Regions from separate parts of the Homo sapiens genome. Here regions 1 and 3 are each linked to region 2. A link is a loop called in an ENCODE intact Hi-C map of the cell type or tissue named here. Cell type or tissue: endothelial cell of umbilical vein. All regions are shown on one strand. Links, peaks and the distances in the headings refer to the core of each region. The heading gives the core; the rest is flanking DNA.

Region 1 (7,862 bases), core at 1,963-6,962, 72 kb after region 2:
GAGTTTTCAAGACCAGCTTTGCCTCTGTTTAATTGGGTGATCATGAGCATGTTATCCCTCTTTTCTCTGCCTCCATTTCCCATCTGTAAAAGCAAGGAGGTTGAACTAAATCTAACTTTTTATAAGTAATATGTCATGGTTTCCTTCTTCTCATCAAAGTGTGTCATATTTCCATAGGTGATTGGGTTCTCAAGTGCCTCAGGAAGTCTTGACACACTGTGGCTTTGGCAGAGGAATGGGTGGGGGTCAAGAGGGACAGCTCTTGGCTGCCTGGATTTGAATCTCAGCCCTGTCACTTACATGCTGTTTAATCTTGAGCAAGCTACCTAATCCTATTGAGGCTCAGTTATCTAATTTGTAAAATAGAAATATAAATGATTCATTTACAAAGTTGATGTGAAGTTTCAGTGAGCTTATATATCTAAGCCGCTTTGCAGAGTGTCTGGCTTATAGTACTCAATAAATGTAGCTAATGATACTGCTGGTATTGTACTAGTACTAATTTGGAGTCCTGAAGCAGTTTTAGAAGTCAAAATATCACAGTAGCTTCTTTTACTAATGATTCCTTTATAAAAGCACCAAAGGAACCAGTATGTCCATGTGTAGAATATAGAATTTTAGTCATTATCTCCTCAGATTTTCAATTAAGGGGTCAGAGGAGTTGGAGCACTATTTACTGCTAGACTTTACTGATGACCCAGAAGAGGCTTCTATTCATCTTGTATAATATGGCAGGAATCAGTCTTCTTTTCCTTCCTCTGTTCCTGATGCTCAGGACAGGCCACAGCCCAGGGGGGCACTTTACAAATGTGTTTTGAATGAATGATTTCACACTTCATATTTAAGAACTGGGGAGAATAATAGCACTTGGCAGTGAACCTTTTGCATCTCAAATCTTAGCCTGTGATATTTATTGAATTTGTTTTGAGAGGATTTGGGGATGTCCCTTAACAATCAAAGCAGAATTCTTCTGATATCATTGTTGGACTTTTCTGCTTTGATCAATAGGCTTATTATTTGCCCCTGAACCTCTGTGATGCTGGAGAATCAAACATTCCTCAGGTTGATTTACATGGCAATAAATAATCTGTGCTGTCTGTTGCTTGTTCCATCCATGTCTGCCCTGTTCATAAAACCCTGGGGGCTCAGTGACCCAAGGTTCCAAGGTTGGAACACAGTGGACATGTTGACTCCCATTACAGTTGTGTGTACATAGAACATGCTGCTCAGATGCATTGTTGCTTAATATGCATCCACAATTTGTGTTTAAGGATTGGTGCAACTATAAGTTAGTTTCCATATGACTTTCTTATTATAGTTACCTTCCCATTTATTTTTTACTTCTGTTACATGCCAGACACTACATATATTATCTGATCTAATCTTTACAATCTCTGAGGGACGATTATACCCTTTTTATAGAAGTGGAAACTGAAACTCGAGGTGAAGCTTATTCTCTGAAATCACATAGCCATGAGCCATGGAGCTGAAATTTGAACTCGTTCTGACCACAGAGCTCTCTTAGCCAGTATACCATGACATTTTCCTCATCCAAAGTGCTTTCTTTTGCCTCTCTAATTGTTCTGTTTTTAAGTTAGTACCCGGCTGCAGAGATCCAAAAGTTTCCCATGCCATTCAAAGATGAATTTTAAATATCTTAACAGCATTACAAATACCTGAAATGTAAAGTGACAAACATAGCTAGATTACTTTCTTGTTATCAATCCATTTAGCAAATTTACAGTTTCCATTAATTTTAATTTGTCCTTATTACTTGTTTTTTATAATAAATATCTCTTAGTCATGACAGACTCACTGAGTATAGATCGCCTGAAGTAGGCTCCCTCTCTTGCAATAAGCAGAGTTGCAGCTAAAGATTTGTGAATTAATTGGGAAAATTGCAAGTCAGGTAGTCAGTGAAATAATTCATTGTCACATCCAGTCAATAAACTTGGTAAATCAACTCATTTAATTCAAAAAATGATCTATATAGATCAACCAACCAATTAAACAATTAGCATACACTTTGCAATTAATTAATTTAAGCATCAATCATGTAATTAAAACTCCAAACTTAAGCTGCAGAATTTAGAATTCTACTGCCTTGTGAGCTATTGGGTTCCTGCTTCTGAAGCTAGCATAATTCTGAAGCTCGCAGGTTTGCGGTTTGGAGCAATTGAATTGATTGCACTCTTACACTGTCTGTATGTTGGTATAGTTTCCCATCCTCTTTGAACAGATCAACTTTTTACTTCCCCCAAAGAGGGTATGTGTTGATTCTAAACTGGGCAAGACTGCAATCTGGGAGTACTGTCTGGACATTCTAGGGAGTGGGAAGTGTGCAGAAGTAGTCAAGAGGACCAGGTATCTGTGTCAGGACTAATCCAGTCATTTGCTTTTACTCTGCTAAGGATCCATGGTGTTTGAAGTCAGATTCTACCAACTGACTTAGATACTCTTTAGAGAAGGGAGAACTGTATGGATTGTCTTGGTTACCTTGAGTATTTCTCCTGATCTAGAGCACAAATATTTTCTTTTTTAATTTTAATTTTATTTTTTTGAGACAGGGTCTTAACTCTGTTGCCCAGGCTGGAGTGAAGTAACACCATCATAGCTCACTGCAGCCTCGACCTCACGGGCTCAAGTGATCCTCTCACCTCAGCCTCCTGAGTAGCTGGAACTACAGGCGCATACCACCATGTCTGGCTAATTTTTGTATTTTAGCAGAGATGGGGTTTTGCCATGTTGCCTAGCTAGTCTTGAACTCCTGGGATCAAGCGATCTGCCTGCCTCAGCCTCCCAAAGTGCTGGGATTACAGGCATGAGCCACCATGCCTGTCCAGATATTTTCTTAATCCTAACCATAAATCAAAGGCCTCTGACCCCTGCCTTCCCCGAGGCCAGATAATCTTCCCCCCTTTACAGTTTTGTTTGTATCTGTTTTATATATATATTTTTTACATTTGTATTGTAGCTAGTGTAATGCTTATTACTTTTCCTCCCTACTATGCTGTAAGCTGCTTTTAGGGCTGATACTAAATCTCACCTTTGATCTAAGAGGTTAGGTTCTTTGTCGTAGCTGCAATAGGGCTCAGTGAATGTTGCAAGAATAGAGTAGTATAAAGACCTTCATTTCACACTGTTTTTCTCCCCTTTGCATTGCCATGTGTATTCTCTCTATCAAATGAAGTAGGATTTGGGATTTTTTACTGTATCACCAGGCTTGGGGTAAAGAAAAGCAGTCTCCTCAATTTGCTTGCTGTGCACCATACCCTCTGGTCTTCTTGTCCCTTCCCTACCTTGGTATTCACTCGCCTTTTTGGTTTTCCTTTCAGTGACAATGTCAGTGCCTACTGCCTGCATATTGCTGAGGATGATGGGGAGGTGGACACCGATTTCCCCCCGCTGGATTCCAATGAGCCCATTCATAAGTTTGGCTTCAGTACTTTGGCCCTGGTTGAAAAGTACTCATCTCCTGGTCTGACATCCAAAGAGTCACTCTTTGTTCGAATGTGAGTACTGACTCTATTACTTCTCTCGGTATCTCATCCCAACCTTCTAGCATTTTGGATCTGATTTTGGTTTTGTTCATCAAATAAATGATATTTGGCATCTGGAGAGTCCACTGGTAATAACGATGACTCCCAGAGAGATGCTGAGGACGACATTCGCATTGTATTTCATGCCTCTGCACCTAGGCTACGCAGACTGCTTTGCAGTGGCACATTGTGTGAAGCAGATCTCTGAACGGCATGTCCAGAGCCAGGCCTCTGGAAACACTGGTGCACTGGGAGCCTGTGAAGCAAAACTTCTAGGTTTGCACCTTCTCTGCGAGGAATACACACTAACTGAAAATGTGCACTGTGGCCACTTCTCTCTTGTGACTTAAAATAATTTTCTCTCAGACCAAATTTGACCTTCCCTGTCAGTTGCCTGCCTTGAGACTGAGCACATGTCTTCAGCTTTTTTTTTGTGCCTTTCTCAGAAAAGCGTGTGTAAATGCATAAAATAAAATCCACTGGAATATAAAAGTATTCTGTTATTTAAAGTTATCAGATTATTGAACAAATTCATGATATAGTAATATGTGTGGCTTTACTAGTAGATTAAACAATATCCAGCTGTATACCTAACAGTAACTCCTGAAGCCTGTTGTTTCAAAGCGGTGATGAGCATAAATGGTATTTGAGAAATCTGCAACAGCTGTAATGTGCTGTAGTGTTAGCTATGACTTCTGTTCATGACAGAGTCACTGGCACTGTGATTCTGCTGTGATTGTTTGCCTACACTTATAAATCAAGGAAATGCAAAATATTAGAAGTTAGTGAAAATTAAAATGTAGTTTTTATCCATTCAAGTTTATGAGCTCCTGAGTTTTATCCACATGTCCCAGTTGTTAAGGGAAAACCTGCTGCATTTGGATTTTACTCTCAAACCTAAGCTTTTTTTCAACCTAGGCCTCAGCAGTCCTTCTCATGGCTGTCTCCTGGGAACAATAGCGATCCCTTTGGCACCCCCTGCTGTTAGTAACCAGCAAATTCACTGCTCAAAAGGGATTGCTTTAGAAGACATTTCCCTGTCTCTCTCAACATACTGCCTTTGTTTGAGATTGTTACAGAAAATAGGGTTATGCTACATATGATATATGAGTATTTTGGCTCTTTCTACCCTTGAGCAAAGAAAGAATAACTGAGTACCTGGGGGTAAGCTGGGGAGTGGGCCCTCAGGCTTTCATGGTGGCCGTTTCATCCCTACTACAAGGTCAAGTTTGGTGTAAATAACAGCAAATTTTTTCCTGCTTTTTCATTTCAGAGGTACTAAAATAACTTTAAAGGATATTTAAAATAATTGAAAAGTTGGCCAATGATGCCTCCATCTTAACTATTTTTAATCTTGTATAATAATCGTGTGTATATGTTACTCAGTTTCACTTGTAGCACACATATTTTTGTGTTATTTTTACTTGACATTAAATTAGGTCAGGCGCAGTGGCTCACGCCTGTAATCCCAGCACTTTGGGAGACCGAGGCAGGCCAGGATTTGGGAGGCCGAGGAGGGTCAAGAGTTCGAAACCAGCTTGGCCAACATGGTGAAACCCCGTCTCTACTAAAAATACAAAAATTAACCGGATGCAGTGGTGGGCACCTGTAATCCCAGCTACTCGGGAGTCTGAGGCAGGAGAATCGCTGGAACCCGGGAGGCGGAGGTAGCAGTTAGCTGAGATCGCGCCATTGCACTCCAGCCTGGGCGACAAAGTGAGACTCCATCTAAAAATAATAAATTATAAACGTTTCAGTATTTGTTCTTAATTCCTACAGTCTGTATTTATGTGCCAGAGATCTAGGCAGAGACAGCACTACCCTCATGGAGCTTACTATCTAGTAGTGAGACAGTTGTCAAATAATTAAAATGTGATAAGCAGTATAAAAGAAAAGTGTATGGGTTGTAGTGGAAGCCGATCACAGAATATTTAGATTGCTTCCTTGTGTGGTTTTAATAAGTAATTTGATGATGATGGTCATTATCTATATACCTTTTATTCTGTTGAACAACTTCCTTAGGATCATGCCTTGTAAGTAGGATTATTGGTCAGAGTAAAAACATCTTTAGACTCACTTTTTATTGACAATAGCCCTCTGAAAGATGTCCTAATTTACAATGTTACCAACAGAATTCCTAAAATCATTTTTATAGTTTTACCATTACAAGGTATTAGAAGTTTTTTTTTCTACTCTAAAAGATATACACAGTGGCATTTCGATAGTTTTTACTTGCATTTTTATTGATTATTAATATGACTAGAACTTTTTCTACATGAATGTTAACACATGATCATAGCAGTCTTTTGAACCAGAAGTCCTTTTTTAAAGCAAGAGGCTTTAAATCACTGAGTTTTCAGTAGAGTGGAGTGGGGCTAGGATTCATATGCCTTTCCAGGAGGGGCATCTAAGACTACACAGTGTTTCACTATGAACCCTGCCTTCTGGAGAATAGGAAGGAGGGGGAAGGCAGAGAGTAACAACTGCTTTAAACTTAATACTCTGTTTTTTGATCCTGAATTACTCCCATCCCTGTGTTCCCACTCCCAGACACACACATAGCCCAGTCAATCCTTTTTCTATTTTAAAATTCAAGAGAGTTTATTTGATGTGTCTGGAGTGTTTCTGAAAACACGAGGTAAAGTGAAATCTTTATATGTGAGCATTAAGAACAAAAGTGTCAATAAATTTTCTTTTTCTCAGTCGTCTGATGAAATAGTACAGATTACTGACCGTTTGCCCTGTGTGTATTTTCTTGGTTCAGCAACCTCTTACTCGCCTTTCTGGTCTATATTCTAAGTTAGTAAAGCTTCTCCTACAGATGCAGAACAGAGCAGACCTTCAGGAGTCTGTAGGGATGTGTCTAAAGTTTCAGAGAAGGAAATCCCAGCAAAATAAATAAAGCCGTAACTACTCCTCCTCGTCATTTCCCCCCTTTCCTCCTTCCATTTGTCTCCCAGTAGAGGAGGGACAAGAAGTGGCTGGGAAGACACTAAGCTGAAACAGAAAGAGGCAAGTAGGTTTGACATAGGGAGTGAACTAATACTTACTAAGGGCCAACTATGCATATGCTATCTCACTTAATCCCAAAATAGCCCAGTTTTTATGAACAATTTAGAGGCGTGGAACCTGAGGGTGAGCAATATTGTTCTTAGGCCTGGATTTGACGCCATCCCTGACTTTAAAGTCCATGCCCTTTCCAACCCTCTGCTGAAAGATTGAGGCTGGGGAATCTGGTGTTGGTTTAACCTGTGAATCTCACTGTCTTAAGGCTGACATTCAGCCACTGCTATAGTGCAGTAGGTGACAGCATGGTGGGCTGTGAGCCAGATCGCTTGGATGCCGATCCTAGCCTTGCCCTTACTAGTGTGTGTGGTCCTGGATGAATATTTAACTTTTCTGTGGCTCAGTGAAATGGAGATAATAATACCTACCTCACAGATCAGTTATGAGGATTAAATGAGTTAATAGATCTGAAGCACTTAGAACAGTGTTTAGCATATGTACGCATCATCTTAGTGTTAGCTGCTGTTATTGTTACTATTAATAAACAACCCTTGGAGAGCAAGAACTGAATTATCTGTGCCCACAATACTCACCATCACTCCATTACTGTGATAGATCTGTCACACGTATTTCTTGAATGGGTTACTGAGTAGATCTCTGCCACTTCTACATTTTTCTTCTCCGACTTTGTTTTATAGCAGAGGAGGGGTAGTGTTTAGGTGGACATTGCTCAGCTGGACTGAAAAAGCTGAATTGGAATAACTTTCAGTGAACATGGGCAGTGGGTAAACATCGAGGATCTACATACTTTCAAATGAGTCCTCTTATGAGCACACATCCTCTGAGTTAGTAGCAAGACCATTAACTTCTTGAAGACTAGGAAGGCACAGTCTTATTGTCTCTCTGTATCCTGAGCACCCAGCACAGGGCTTCATGGAGAAGGAATGACTGAAACTTCAGGTGTCTGTGGGCTGCCAGGAGGACACCTGACCCAGCAGTGTGTCCCACCTTGCTTTCTAAGACCTCTTCCCCTTTTTTACACCCGTTCCTGCCTTTCAAATACCAGGAAGCCCATGTCGCCTTCTGACCTTTAGAGGCCCTCACACCGGCTATTCCCGGGGCTCCAGTACCATCTTTCCCTCTAAGTGCGGCAGCACAGACTTTGAATTTAGGCAAACCTGGGTTCATGTTTCAGCTTCAATAGTATCTTGCTACATGCATGACCTTAGACAATTTTACTTACCTTTGTTAAGTCTCAGTTTCTTCATCTTTAAAATTTGGGTAACAGTAACTATCTCATGGAATTGTCATGAGGGA
Region 2 (7,862 bases), core at 1,965-6,964:
GCGCATTTTAGCAAATAGTAGAGCAGTGATCTCTGTTGGCAAAGGTGCCAGATCAGCCTGAACATAGGGTGGAAGGCTTTTTTCTTGACTTTTTAATTGAGCAGCAGCTGGGGAGCTAAGAAAGAAAAAGATGGTTTGGGAAATGGAGAGAACTCACTGATAGTTCATATCTAGGAGCTTTAATTTAATTTGTAGTATTGGGAAATGTTTCTAATCTTCTGAAAAGGGGCTTGTGCCACAAACGATGTTTGAGGTGAATGGGTCTGTTCTAAGTTCTGACTGTTGGTGTAGACGTTTAAGAGCATCTGGTAAATCAGAGGGTAGGATTAGCAGGACTTGAGGACTACCTGGCCTTAAGGGAACAGTAGGCTTCACAGTAGGAAGGCTGACATTGCTGGAGAATAGCGTGCCATCGAATAAGTGGAAAAAGAGTAAAGATTAGTGCCCAAGAGAATGAGTCCATCATGAGACTGGTTAGCTCTATTTGTTGACTAACTGGAGAGGAGATGACATTTCCTTCCAGTAGATTGAGATGGAGAAAAGCAGAAGACTAGCCATCAAAAGTGTGGATTACTGTCCCAGCTTCTGTTCTTTCCTTGTTGTCATTCCTTCACATGAACTCTTTGAGAGTCTTCACCTGAAAAAAATGGGGACAGTCTCACCTACTTGATGCAGTTACTTTGAAGGTTAAATAGAAGATGCTCGTGAAAGTAGTTTAAAGGCTGCCTACTGTTATTCTACTGTTTTATATTAAGCATTATGTTTTGAGACTTTGACTTTCCATCTCCCCTCTAACCCTTTATCAAGCATTGTCTGGATCATATGCCAAGGAGAAATTTAATCCATACCTAACTTCACCAGTACTCAGTTTGCCCACAGAAAATGGGTTCGTTAAGCTGTGTAAAATTTTTGCTAGTTGGAAGGGAAGTGAAACTATAATTGTTTCAGTGGGATTTTTTCCTCCCCCAAACCTTGTGAAAAATGTATTCATGTGTTTTATGAGACTCCCCCACAAGTCTAATTTGATGACAAGAATTGCTGTTATTGCTAAATTTATTACACGTTCACCTCTTTTCCCTGAGTGACTCATTATTGAGTCCTAGAAATGCAACTGTGTTTTTGTTTAGGAGGAGGTTGTGGTAAGGGAGAACTTAGGGATGACTTTTAAATAAGAGAACTTTGTATTATATTTATCTGTCTGGAGGCAATAAATCTGTTTCAGCAGATTAAATACAGACTTCTTTATAAAGCCTTGTTTTCTCAAACCTCTTATCAGCAGCACTTGGCAGTAATCACACCTACGGAAACTTGTAATTTTCCTCAAGGAGGTGACACTGACAGAATTAAAAATGAAGGAGCCCCCCTGAAAAGCAAGTTCATTACAAATTAACAGTGGTCTTAGCAAAGCAGTGGGCTAAGGCGTGTCAAATAGCGATATGGATAAAGAAACCCAGCATTTTAAACTGTCAGAGCTGGGAGCAAGGCTAGCCTGAGAACAAATTAATCACATATTGTCAAGGCAAAGTTGCATCAAATTAACACATCGGATTCCAGCATATTAATGTCAGAATGCTTTCACCTGATTATTACTGCAAACCATTGCCACTCTTTGAATGCAAAGATATAATTAAATTGCTAAATAGAAAGTGCATATAATATCTCCACATGCATTTAGGATGCATGAGCTGAAAAGTGCACATCCTAGGAAGTGACAGATTCTATTTGTAGGGGAGAAACTTTACTTTTTTTCCCCTTTTATTTACTTGAGAGTACTAGAGTATGAAATTAGAAAAGTTAGTTATGTTATTCATATTCTATATGAATTAGATGAAATACAGGTTTAATTTAACTGATTTGCTACACTGACTATGAGTACATAATTACCTCTGCATTTTTCTGGAAGAGAAATGGGACAATGTTGCAAAATAGTACTTTGCATCAAAATTGCCCATTACACATAATCCTGGTGGTGGATTCGTCATCAGAAAGTGCTTAGGAGAAACTAGATTGGCCATTCTGACAACTGTCTTTTATGTAAGGATTACTTTCTGTCTCAGCTTAATCTAATATGTGTTCTATTATATTTAAAATAAGAATTCAGGCAGAAGCCCAGCTGTGGTTGACCTTTTGGCTCAAGGAGGCAGCCCAGCAGGAAGAACTTGCTTTTTATTAGTCCCTGTTTGTCCCAGGTGATACTTGGGCCAGGCTTTCTGACTTGCTGTCTTTGTTATCCACAATCAGCCTTGCTGTCCCTGTTACTCACACTTAGATTTGGCTACTCTCCCTGTGTCCTCTACCAAGCTCTGTTGGCGCTGTGCATTGAAATCTTCCTTAAATCTCACTTCTTTCATGAAGTCTCCTTCAGCAACTCACACTTCATAGACTTCTCTTTTCAGCTTTGGGATTGAGCGGTCTTGCATTTACAACAGCTCACTTAGCAGAGCTAAAGGGCTTGTAAATTCAAAAAAGGGAAGTAGTGATTGCTAGGAGCCACCATGGGTTTCCTCAGAACCAAGCAGGGCAGAACAAGCCCATTTCTTTCTTGGATAGGGTTGTTAGCTAGATAGAGGGCTGTGGTTAAAATTCTTTGTTCTGAATTTCAGTAAAGCATCAATTTTTGCATAGTATTCTTGCACGCAAGCTGGAGATATTCTCCAGTCACATTGTGGTCAGGTGGACTTTGCACCTGGCTGAGAGACGAGGCACAGAGTGGTGATTAATGGATTTATGTCAAACTGGAGAGCTATCTTTCGTGGCAAGCTGTAGGTCTCTTGTGTGTTCATTGCTGTCAGGGACCTGAATGAGAACATTGATGATAGGCTGATGACACTTGTGGAAGGCAGAAGGCTGGGAAGAATAGCAGGCATGTGCAGTGACAAAGTCAGGGACTAAAGTGGTCTTGACACACCAAAATGATACTTGCACTTAAGTCATAAGATGCAGTCATTTGTGTATGGGGGTGGCAGTGGAAAAGGGGAAGAGGAAGATGAGGTTTAACCAAGTAGCACATGAAAGAAAAGGTTTAGGGTCATGGTTAATTGTAACCTCAGTATGATTCAGCAGAGCCAGGTAGTTAGAAGGAAAACTCATGCATTCATTTCTCAAATATTTCTTGAGTGCCTGTATGTGCCAGGGACTTGACTAATGCTGAGGATACAATAGTGAATGAGATAGTCCCTAATTTAATGGTATGTGTAATCTTGTAGGGAAGTCAGACAATTATAATATAGCATAATAAATGCTATGAGAGGAAAAGTTTAGTATGGTGAGTTTCTTCTTTTTTTTTTTTCTTTGAGACGGAGTCTTGCTCTGTCACCCAGGCTGGAGTGCAGTGGCGTGATCTCAGCTCACTGCAGGCTCTTCCTCCTGGGTTCAAGTGATTCTTCTGCCTCAGCCTCCCAGGTAGCTGGGACTACAGGCATGTGCCACCATGCCTGGCTAATTTTTTTGTATTTTTAGTAGAGATGGAGTTTCACCATGTTGGCCAGGCTGGTCTTGAACTCCTTACCTCAAGGGATCTGCCCGCCTCGGCCTTGCAAAGTGCTGGGATTACAGACATGAGCCACCACGCCTGGCCTAGTATGGTGAGTTTCTTAGAGGAAGGACACCTGGCCTGGGCTTCGCATGGGAGAATATCAGGGAAGACTCCTTAGATGACCCCTAAGCCAAGCCTTGAAGGATGGGAGGAGGTTAGGCAGGAGGCTTCTAGGTAGGTGAAGTGCTGGTGTAAACATCTGAGGTGAGAGATGCTGGTAAATTCTGGGCAATGAAAGTAGTAGGGTATGACTGGAATGTGGAGGCTGAGAGCAGAGGAGGTGAGAGACGAGGCTTGATCAAGAAGAGTTTTGATTTGCTCCTGCTAGTTGTATTTGGAGCAGGAAACTGACATCCTTACGTCTGAATAAATCACCATGGCTGTGGTTAGCAAAAGTAGGGAATTTAGTGTGGTGAGGTATAGTAAGTTCTGTACAACAGACATTTACAACTATAAGTGTCTATTCAGACAAGTGCCACAAGGAGGTGGTAGAGACTAGGAACCGGGTGGGGCATATGAGTTGGGCTTTACAGAATCCATCCAGAGAAGATGTGAACATTGCCTGAAAATAGTAGAAGGGTTCTTGGGTAGAAGATGCTCTGCATGGCTCTGCCAGGCTGGACAGAGCAAAGGCAGTTGTCTTCATTCATTTTATGTTGCTATAACAAAATGCTGGAGACTGAGTAGTTTATAAAACAAAAAGGTTTTTATGGTTCACAATTCTGATGGCTGGAAAGTTCGAGATTGGGCATCTGCACCTGGTGAGGGCCTCAGGCTGCTTTTACTCATTAAGGAAGGCAGATGGGGAGCTGGGGAATGCAGAGATCACATGGTGAGAGAGGAAGAAGGACACGGGGAGGTATCAGGCTTTTTTTTTTTTTTTGAGACAGGATCTCACTGTATCACCTAGGCTGGAGTGCAGTGGTGTGATGACAGCTTGCTGCAGCTTCAGACTCTTGGGCTCAAGCAGTCCTTCTGCCTCAGCCTCTCAGGTAGCTGGGACCACAGGTGCATGCCACCATGCCCAGCTAATTTTTAAAAATTATTTTTTGTAGAGATGGCGTCTCCCTTTGTTTGTTGCCCAGGCTGGTCTCAAACTCCTGGGCTCAAGTGATCAACCCAACCTCTTTTTAATAAGCAGCTGTCTCTGGAACTAATAGAGTAAGAACTCACTTCTCAGGGAAGGTATTAATTTATTCATGAGGGATCTGCCTCCATGATCCAAACACCTCCCATTAGGCCCCATTTCCAACATTTGGGATCAGATTTCAACATAAGGTTTGAAGAGGACAAACATCCAAACCATAGCAGAGGTGTTAATCATCTTTCCATGATTAAGGGTTCAGTGTTGGCTGTTTGTGTCCTAACTCCCTAGACTTGCATTGACATACCAGGGCTGCTGCACTGCTTTGGGCCAAAGATTTCCTCATCTGTAAAATAATAAACCATACAATATGTGAAGGCCAGAGATAGTGTTTTACAAAGCACCTGGTATGGACTTGTGCTGAGTAGGAATCTAGCCAGTTATTGTAGAATCGAGTTATTGGAGGCTGGGCATGGTGGCTGATGCCTGTAATCCCAGAAGTTTGGGCGGCTGAGACTGGGGAATCACTTGAGCCCAGGATTTCAAGACCAGCCTGGGCAACATAGGGAGGCCCTGTGTCTGCAAAAAGAAAAAAAAAAGAAATTAGCCAGGTGTGGTGGCACGCGCCTGTTGTCTCAGCTACTTGGGAGGCTGAGGCAGGAGGATCGGTTGAGCCGGGGAAGTCGAGGCTGCGGTGAGCTGTGATTATGCCACTGCACTCCAGCCTGGGTGACCGAGCGAGAGTTCCTGGACCCTTGACTGTCTCAGAGATTACTAGAGTTAGGTGTCACTGATTCCTGGCCTTGACTGTTATGTTTCTACTTTGTAGGGGTTCTAAGGCCTTAGTTGACCCTAGGCTCAGTGTCCCCTGCCTCTCAGTGCACTTCCATCCTACTTCCCCACATAGTTTGTGAGCTGAAGCATACAAACTAATTTTGATATTCATGTCATTTAAATATGTTTATAAATTGTGTGTTTACAAAAGCCACATTTATTATACTCCAAGGACATCTAAAAGTGACATTTTGTGTTATACATGGCCTTGTCTGCTTCGACTAGTATAGGTGTTTGGGAGTGAACCATGCCTGCATTTCCGTGTCTTCTTTTCTTTTTTATTTTTCAGTTAAAATTGTCAAAAAAACACATAAAATTTACCATCTTAACCAATGTTAAGTGTTCAATATGGTAGTAACTATATGTACGTTGCTGTCAACAGACCTCTCAAACTTCAGTCTTGCAAAACTGAAACTTTATGTCCATTGAACAACTTCCCTTTTCCTCTTGCCCCCAGCCCTGGCAGCTACTTTTTTACTTTGTTTCCAAAAGTTTGAATGCTTTAGATCCCTCATAAGATATATGGTAGTAATACTGGAATCATGCAGTATTTGTCTTTTTCTGACTGGCTTATTTCACTTAGCATCATGTCCTCAAGGTTCATCCATGTTGTAGCATAGGACAGGATTTCCTTCTTTTCAAAAGCTGAATAATGTTCCATTGTATATACACACCACATTCTCTTTATCCATTCATCTTTTTATGGACATTTAGGTTTTCACTTCTTGGCTATTGTGAATAATGGTGTGCTGAACATGGAAGTACAAATATCTCTTTTCAGTACAAATATCTGTTTTCAGTTCTTTTGCGTGTATACCCAGAAGTGGGATTACTGAAATTATATGCAATTTGTAATTTTTTGAGGAACCTCACATTGCTTTCCATCGTGGTTGCATTATTTTACATTTCTACCAACAGTGCACAGGCTTCCACTTTTTCCACATCCTTTGCAACACTTTTTATTTTCTGGTGTGTGTGTGTGTGTGTGTGTGTGTGTGTGTGTGTGTTTTGACAGTGACCATCCTAACAGGTGTAAGTATGGTACCTCGTTGTGGTTTCAATTCGTGTTTCTCTAATATTAGTGATGTTGAGCATCTTCTCATATGCTTGTTGTCCATTTTTACATCTATGCAAGTCCTTTGCCCATTTTAAATTGTTTTTGTTGTTGTTGTTCTTGTTGTTGTTGTTGTTGTTGAGTTGTAGAGTTCATTATATATTCTGGTTAGATACATGACCCCTGATTAGATGTATGGTTTGCAAATATTTTGTCCTGTTGCATAGGTTGCCTTTTTACTCTGTTGTTTTCTTTGCTGCACAGAAGTTTTTGAGTTTGATATAGTCCCATTTGTCTGTTTTTGCTTTGATTACCCATGCTTTTGGTGTCATATTCCAAGAAATCATTGTTACATCCAACGTCATGAAGTTTTCTCCCTTGATTTCTTCTAGAGGTTTTATAGTTTCAGGTCTTACATTAAGCCTTTAATCCATTTTGAGTCAATTTTTGTCTGTGGTGTAAGGATTCACCTTCGTTCTTTTGTATGTGGATATCCATACAAAAGAATCCATACAATTCATTTTCCCAATGCCATTTGCTGAAGAGACATTTTCTTGTCTTAAGTGACTTATAATGAGAACACTTTTCACAGGTGTAAAAGTGACATTTAGAGTGTATCCTTTATGTGGCTCTTGATGATCTGCATAGTGAAGCATTTTATTTAAAGTGCCCCTTTTCCCACCTTGTCACCTGCCCTGTCTTCTTGCCCATTCCATCTTGCCCATTCCATTTTCTGTCATATCTTGTGGGTTGTGTGTGGTGTTCTTCTGCCTGAAATGTCTTCCTCTATAGTGAATTGCTGTTTATCCTTTAAGATTCAGCTCACACATGGCCTCCTCTGCCTCCTACAAGTTCACTACCACAAGCAGTCCTTATGACACTCCATTGTAGTTATATATTTATATGTCCTTTGCTCTCATAGAATGTAAGCTGTGTGTGGACAGGGCAATGTCCAGTTTATCTTTCTAACACCAGCAACTCCACAGACCCTAACATTCAGTAGTCACTTTGCACAATTAAATGAAGTGGCCGCCTTTGTCGTAGAGAATTATAAAATGGTACAAGGCAGGATGCTTCAGTTTGTATGTAACTAACCAAGCTTCTGTCTCCTCATTTCTAAAATTAGGAAGTGAATTAGTTCTCTGAGGTCTCTTCTGGCTCCAACAGCCTATGAAAACAGTGGGAATTCTTACCTGAATGCTTTCAGAGCTTCGTTCCCACATATCCCACAAGATCTACCGTAAAGTAGGATAAAATCGTAACTTTTTGGAGGGTGAGATGGGGTGGGGTTTAAGGAATTATGCCATTCAAGAGTCAGATGAAAAGCTGGGCACAGTGGCACACACCTGTAGTCC
Region 3 (7,862 bases), core at 1,963-6,962, 160 kb after region 2:
GTAGGGGGAAGTAAGTTAGGGGAACATTGAAACAGAACGGGTCAAGCGGAGAATGCAGCCACAATCTAAGAAACCCACAGTATATTATCAATAAGTATTTGTTGGCTGGCTGGCAGAAGCTAAATTACAATGCACCAGCCAAAGGAAAGCACAGAAACCAATGCAAGAACCATGGCAGACAGGGCCAAGACATCCCCACAGTGAACACCTCTTATATGCAGAGCACCTCGGGGCAGTGGGTCTGACCCTGAACATATATCAGAGTCACCCAGTCCCTGGCCTCATCCCAGGCCTGCTGGCTCAATATCTCCCCTAGATTGTGGTGTTTAGGGGACACAAACTCACAGTATTGAAAGGACTTTCTTACCCCTTATCTCTTTGTCCAAGCTTGTTTTTACTGACTGGGCAGGTCAACCTGGTTTTTCTGATGCAGTCTCACGCTGAGAAGTGGTTTGATATTTGCACCACTTGTACTCACTTGGTTTGTTTGCCTCATTTATCAGTGTAGACCGTTCCCATGTCACCGAAGGGATCTGTTACTGAACACGTAAGATACCATGAATTCCATCCTATCAGCATCGCATCTATAACCTAATAAAATAATTCTGTATAAGATATACAGAGTCTGTATAGGATTTATAGATAAATGATAGAAAATGACTTCTACCAAAAGGTTCCATGGTTACTTCCATTATCTTTTCATAAAACTGTCCAGTATGTATAATCATAAGACTTGTGATTATGGTAGTTCTTTATGAAAATATCAAGTACAATACCACATGTCCTAGAGAAGGCAAAAAGGTTTCGTCTCATCAGCTGGCTCCAGTCAAGTTTATAACGGCTGCCCAGAGCATTATGCTGAGGCAGCATCTCCAGCTGTGTCTGAGGGCAACATAAAGAAACTCTGTGATTGATTAGAAATGTCTGCCCTGGGCCTGAGCATGATGACAGGCAGCATATTTGCCATTTCTTGTCTTCCCTGCCTTGTCTTTCCTACCGCAGTTATTATTTAACCCACTAGTCAATAACCACAGGCCGGCACTCAAAGGAAGACTTTATTATGGTGTTATTTTTAAGTATACAACATGCAAACTTAAGAAACACGGTAACAGCACAATAGTGAGTGAAAGCAGCAGCGGTGGCCTGGACTGCCTCACTCCTCAGGCACACTCTCAGGCTAAACATGGTTCTGGGTGGCCACATGAATAAAACATTTTCCCTTGTTAGTTTCCAGTGGGGTACCTGTGGAGTACAGTTCAAGTAATCACATAATCTGAACATGCGTGTTCTTAGGAAGTGGATTGATCTTCCATGTTTCCATTTCACTTTGCCGTTGAACACTAAGGAGGTGCCCCTCTCCATTCCAAGACACAATCAGGAGGAGGCGTGCGTCACATTTAACTCAAATCCCTGGGTCCGTTCAGTAATTTGAAGTTGGCAATTCTGATATTAAATGATTGTTCAGTCCCTATTGTGACAGCATTTCCTGAACCAAACTTTGGAATTGACTTATACTAATGAACTGATGAGGCAGAGGATGCATGCTATCAAGACTGCCTCCAGAAAACTCCGTTACCACTTTTGCACTAAATGCAGTGATTGGCTTAGGGAAAAATCACCTAACTGGTAATATTGGAAACACTGTGGGCTTTTTCTTAAGGCCTAGCTTCCTCTGGCTCCCTGCTCCCAGAGCCACCCTTTTGAGAATTCCTATGGAGTAACCCAGGGTTATTAATGACAATGTGTCAGGTTCCTCAGGTGGCTGAGAAAGAATTGAGAATTGGAAGAAGTTGAGAAGCACTGGCATGATGGAATTAATGGGAGTCGGATTCATGAGCGTTCATCCAGAGTTCTGTGCTCCTTTAATCACTTCCTCATCTTTGGCACCTGAGCTCCAACAGGGCCTGAACATGGGGAAGATCAGGTTTTCCCCACTCTACAAGTGATACTGTAAATTCTCTTAGGGCCTGCTGCTTCCTAGCTGACATCATAGGCTCACCTGAGGTATCCATTTACTGAGAGAGTAGTTTGGTGATCTAGCTGTCCTAGTGCAGAATCTTTGTAAATGCCTTCTCTGCAGAGAGAACTTAGCACTCATTCAAAGACAAGTCTTTCTGGGATTAAACAGTCCCAGGTCTGATTTCATAAGCTCTGCCCTGGTGCTGTGTCCTGTGCTGACTGCTGCTCTGCGTTCGTTCGTGTCCAGGCCACTCCTTGTTTTGCGTGCCAAGCCTAACAGTCTAGTCAGGTACACTCGGACTTGTCATTGAGTCTCTTACTGACCACATATTGGAATTGGCAGCTTTTAGCTGTGGTTCCCAAACCGTTTCAGAATGGTTAGTCCTTTGAATGAAACCAGTGATCCTGGGGCCTAGAACTCCACTTGATCTCAAGAAAGTAAGGCTCTACTGGGTTTCATTTTAGTTGTGACCTGAAATATGGTTTTGTCATCTATTTTGGGTGCCTTAAATTGCTGGAGACAGCGCTTTTTTATTGTAATGCATTTGATCAGTGTGAATATGCAGTACTCCTGCATGGCAGGTGAGCTGGTCTGTTTAAGCCCTGGCCTGGTAGTATGGGGATATGAATTATGGTTACAGCTCTGTCATTAATGGGTGACATCAGACAAGTCATGTCCCAGCCCTGAGCCTCAATTTTTTCATATGGAGAATGAAAACCCCAGACTAGGTGATCTCTAAGGTCTCATTAAGCCCAAACAGCCTGTGTGTCTGATCTTGTGTGTAAATTCAGACAAGTTTCAAAGACTTCCCTGACTGCTCTGTGGATGCTATCGATTGGCTGTATATATTCAGCAAAATCCACTCTGGCGAAGAGTTGTTCAGTGGCACTCCCTTGGGGGCTTTTCCAGGCTTTCATAGGCTCTCGGTAACCTGAAGACAAGAGGATTGTAGAATTGTGTAAAAAGCTGCTCCAGGATTTAACAGCAGTGGGACTTTTGTAGCCTTAGATTCAAAGCTGTAGGAAATTGATGAATGAACCACAGCTTATGATATCTGAGCAAATGATAACAGGAAATACACTAAGACATGAATTGTTAAATGCCTTAATTTTTGCCAAAGTGGTGTTTTAGCTTTTTTAAGGGGGTATTTTAAGAGTACCATAGGGGAGGTTGTACCTCCCAAGAGTCAAGCAGTCTCCTCTGGGACAATAGGAAACAGCTGGCAAGTCAGAACTCACCAGGCAGCTAGACCTGGACTTGAACCCAAGCTCTCCAGTTTACTAATTTGATTCACCATAGGCTAGTACATTTTACAGAGGAGAATGATCAGGCTCACCAAGGGAGCAGTGACTTTGCCCAGGATAACACCAGTGGGGATGTGCCAGCATAATCAGGGCCTCCAAATTTGTGGCCTGGAGACCCAGTAGGATGAGGATTCCCTAGCACAAAAGTTTCCACATTCCAGATCTGAGAACATTCTTCCTGATTTGAATTGAACTCTTGGAGGTTGTGAGGAGGAGATATGCCCAGTGACACTTGGTGGTGGGAGGTTACTGGGGGGATTTGTGGGGATGAAGGCATTGTCTCCCAAACTGGATCCTGGTGCTCCCAAGACTGGGATGTAGAGAAGGTCCCAGGGAGAATTCTTCTCGCCCTCCAATTCCAGAGCCAGGCAGGTCCTTTATTCACCTCCTTCTCGTGGCTCCCTGAGCTCCCCAGACTCGACCCTCATCACTGAGTCTATGTCACATCCTTAACCCAGTGCCTGACTTCTGATAATAATCATTAGAAGGAGTAATATTCATCGCTAGCTATGTATCAGGCACAATTCCAAGCCCTTGTCATGCCTTATTTCACCTAATCCTCACAACAAGCACTTGAGGTATCTATTATTATGTGTATTATTATCATCTCCGTTTTATAGAAGTTTTTCCCAAGTCACGTAGTTAGGAAGTAGGAAGGCTGACATTTGAACAGAGGACTTTCTGACTCCAGATTTCCTACCCCTAAGCCCCCTCTTTAAATGTAAGATAGGCTAATAGTGCCTTCCTGATTAGAGGTGTTCTAAGCTCTCAATAAGCCTCTGTACACAAAAGGACCTAGTGTGGGGGCTACCCAGAGTGGGCGCTCAGTCTGTGTTAGAAGAAGATGCTACGCGGTGCTAATTTCCTTTTATGGAAATCTTGGTTAGCTAAAGCAGACAAGGGTCTCCTTGTGATAACTCTAAAGGCTTGCACAAATAGTTTCCCCAGAGAGCTGTATACACATTAGAGTTGCGTTTTTGTTTATTTTGAGCTGTCTTGTTAAGGAAGGATTTATATGCTGGCGTTGATGTAGGACAGCAATCAGGCAATGTTTTCTGCCTTTGACAGTTGGTGTGATAGTTTGCTTCCAGTGAAGTTTGACTCACTGTATCTGGAAGCTGTCAGAAGTGGGAGCATGAAAAGGTCATGACGGATGGCTGTGGATAAGTGGTTAGGGGAGGGAGCTGGTAAGGGAGACAAACTGCCTCCCTTGTTTCCAAGAGAAGGGGCTGACCCTGGCTGCTCCCGGCCAGCCCCCGTGCTCTTTTCTTCCCCACCTGCCTGAGCTGGAAAGAAGCCTGCCGGGCTCCAGTTTTGAGAGGGGCACCAGGTTGGGTGTAGTGTAGCTCATGAGCCCTTCCCAGCAGCGCAACCCCTGGCATACCACTAGAACTGCTAGAAGTTCTGTTAAAGAAATTCTGCTAAAAAAAAAAAAAAAAAAGTTCTGCTGAAGAACTGCTAGAAGGAAGCATTCTTTCACTGAGGATCACTTCACCATTATCAAGACTTCAGCATACTTATCCTTCCCCACATTTTAACAGTCGAGAAAGGATACTGAATTCTGAAGTGGAAATCAAAAAGTGTCAGCTTTCAAAGTGATGTTTGTTTTTATTTTTCGTGAAATGTTTATCTTGGAAAAAATACAGAAAAGGAAAGGATATAATTCTACTAACCAGAGTTGGCCACTGGCACCAGTTTTTGGAGCACGTCCTTTTGACATCTTTTTTTATAAATGGTTTTCCTGTCCTTTTCACTTACTATTGTGTTATAAGGATTTTTCTAGTCAAAACTTTTCGTGGTTATCTTGTATTTCATCATTGTTGGATCAACTATTCCTCTATTACTGGCCACTTAAGTTGGAGAAATGTCAATGTAACAAAAGCCAGTTTCTCTTATTTCCTTGGAAATACATTTATAATTTGAATTACTTAAAACAGTGCATACGTGACACTGTAAGGAGTGCCTCTGCCATTCCTTAAATGACTTTACGCAAAAACTTTAGCCGAGGAAATCAAAACTATGCTCGGTGGTCAGAAAGAATATTGATCGGATTTCATGCTCCAATTTGCCATGTATGAACAAAAAATAGATGTGTGCATTTATTGGCATTTGTGAACATTTATTTGTTCCTTGGTGAAAATTGAGAGAGGAGATGGAGGACTGCTTGGGCAGAGCTCCTTATTATTAATACATCTTCTGACACGGCTGAGGCTGTGCAGAGCAGCAGAAAGAACAGGGACTTGAGACCCAGGCAGCTCTGGGTTTGAACAGTGGCTGTTCCACTTAGATGCTCCCTGACCTAGGCAAGCACCTTCCCCTCTCCTGGGATATGTTATATGAAACATTTAGCACAGTTCTTGCAGAATAGTGTAGTGGCTGAGGGGACACATTCTGGAACCAGACTTCCTGAGTTCAAATTGCAGCTTTGCCACTTCTGAGCTGGGTGATCTTAGGCAAGTTACTTGACCTCACTGTGTTTCTGTTTCCTCGTCAGTAGAATAGGATGAACATACTAGCCAACTTCATGAGGTTATTAAGAGATCTGAGTCCATGCACACAGTGGATTTCTAACCATGCTGGCACATTGTTGATGGCAGTTAATGTTAGCTGTTATGTTAATACTGGAGGTGCTCAGTGAATGGTGTCTATAACTGGCGTCATGCCTGTTGGGCCTAAGGAGAAAATTGTACTGAATGATCGCTGGTGCCCGAGCCTGCCGAAGCAGAAACGGCAGTGAGCCTACCAGGGTTGCACCTTTGCTCTTGGCCTAGGCCTTTGCCTTAAGGAGTCTGAGCTACAGGGACCGTGTGTGCAGCAGCCCTCTTCTCCTGGTGCTCTGCTCACAGGGAGACAGTGCTGCTTCTGCCCACAACCCACTCACTCCCCTTAGCATAGAGAAGTGGCAGTGACAAGTGGGGTACTACTCAACCTCCGCACTTGCAACCCCACTAGCCTGGCTTCCACAACCTCTTCCCCCACCCCTCATCACTGCGGCGATGCCCCAGGAACCTCTCTGACTCCCTTCTCCCTCACACCCTGTGTGCAGCCATCTGCCTACTCCTAACTCTTTTGTCTTTAATATGCTCATCCCCACTGCACCCCAGCCGCGACTGTCCCTGCCCCTGGCCTGGGCTGTGGCACCTGCTTCCTCACTGATCTCTCCTCCACCAAGCCAACTCCTCCTTGTAACCAAGAAGACTACCGAGGGCTCCGAAGCCAAGGACAGAGAGGCCTCTGTTTGCCTCCAGGCTGGATTCTGGGCCTCCTTTCTCTTTTCTGCAGTAGGTGTGCACTCTTCCCGGGGGTGCTCAGGAAGAGGGCTGCTCCCGTGGACTGCCTCAGGCCGAGTGCTGACACATGGCGGCAGGAGCAGATAGGGTGCTGCGGTGCTGCCTGCGCTGCCTTAAGAAGCTGAGACTCACACAAGTGTTAAGAGGGTAAGATTATTTAATGTACAAAAGGATTTTTCCCATCAGGAAAGATTCCCCTACAGGTTTCTTTAAATAGTGACTCCTCTAGGCAGGCAAGTGTTTTACAGATCATTAACTACTTGACTGAAAGCCTACAGGGCAGAGAAACTTAAAACTAAAGTGTTGGGAGCCCCTGCCAATTACAGATCAATCTAAAATGAAGATAAAGTAGCTCTGGAACTAGAAGTCAGTGGGAAAATGTGATTCGATTCAGAAAAAAAAAATCTGATTCACATGCAACTTTTTTGGAACACACCGTCTAAATGATATCCCACCTGTCTGCCCATCTTGAGCCTATTGCATTCATCTCCTACATCTTCATCCCCAAGCCCCGGTCTTGGGGTGCCCCTCTGTGAACAGTAACTGCACAATAACCCCAGGAAAGGGCGTCATTGGGAAAGTGTTCTGTGGCTGTGCAGAGCTTAGGCAATTGATGCAGAGATACTGCTGGTAATGGATGAACTATACGGTAACAATTTGCAGATAAAAATAATAGAAGTTAAAGTGTACTTTACATGATAAAAGAAAGATGAAAGAGGACGAGAGTCTGTTACATCTGAGATGGTTACAAAAGTCCTGCTTTGTGAAGTAGGCTCTGTTGAAAAGATTGATGCAATGGGGAGTGACCTTGGCTTGGAGCAGGAGCTGGTGATGTATGTATGAGCATCCCTCTGCTAAATGGACCCAGATTTGTAGCACTAATATACATGGGAGCCCAGAACCAAACTCAGTACGGCAATAAATCAACAGCCACTTTGGGTGTCATTTCTGGTTTATATTCCACTATTGTTCTATCACTTTAATTCATGTCACTATCATCTTTTCATCTGGAACAGTTTTATATAATTTTCCAGTGGAGTTACCTGACAAATCCTATCAAATTAACAAGGTACATTAACAGTATTGACTGACTACAGCTTCAAGAGTTGTAGGGGCATAGAACAAAATTTTAAAACCATGTCTCTGGTGATGATATTTTTCCCCATTCTTTCTGAGAAAAGAATGTGGAGCACGGTTTATTTTCACATAAGAGATATGCATGTTTATTCTGCTCGGCTCATTTTGACTTTTATAAATGTCAAAATAAGAAGAAGAAGGGGAACACACACATGCACACACACACACCCG

The links. Hi-C counts contacts between places; a loop is a spot of excess contacts. Peaks named below come from ENCODE experiments on the same cell type or tissue, not always from the same donor. Only the 100,000 strongest peaks of a DNase experiment are listed, where the experiment ranks them.
Region 1: it touches region 2 in a loop (16-fold over the local background); 51 of 110 quality-filtered maps call a loop at or near these places.
Region 3: it touches region 2 in a loop (4-fold over the local background); 5 of 110 quality-filtered maps call a loop at or near these places.

The regions. Positions count from the first base shown.
Region 1 is chr9:125,555,283-125,563,144 of GRCh38, reverse strand. It overlaps MAPKAP1 (MAPK associated protein 1), which reads left to right. Exons shown (of 12, transcript NM_001006617.3): 6 at 3,336-3,512. Among named protein-coding and RNA genes, the nearest start is that of MAPKAP1, 150 kb to the left of the region's middle. In endothelial cell of umbilical vein, for the core only: a CTCF peak has its summit at 4,523 (motif pointing left); a DNase peak (open chromatin) is centred at 4,484.
Region 2 is chr9:125,627,653-125,635,514 of GRCh38, reverse strand. The region is part of intron 4 of MAPKAP1 (MAPK associated protein 1); the gene reads left to right. Among named protein-coding and RNA genes, the nearest start is that of MAPKAP1, 76 kb to the left of the region's middle. In endothelial cell of umbilical vein, for the core only: a CTCF peak has its summit at 4,001 (motif pointing right); a DNase peak (open chromatin) is centred at 4,024; H3K27ac peaks cover 492 bases.
Region 3 is chr9:125,469,922-125,477,783 of GRCh38, reverse strand. The region is part of intron 9 of MAPKAP1 (MAPK associated protein 1); the gene reads left to right. Among named protein-coding and RNA genes, the nearest start is that of GAPVD1, 210 kb to the right of the region's middle. In endothelial cell of umbilical vein, for the core only: no CTCF peak of the experiment used is centred there; DNase peaks (open chromatin) are centred at 4,363 and 4,763.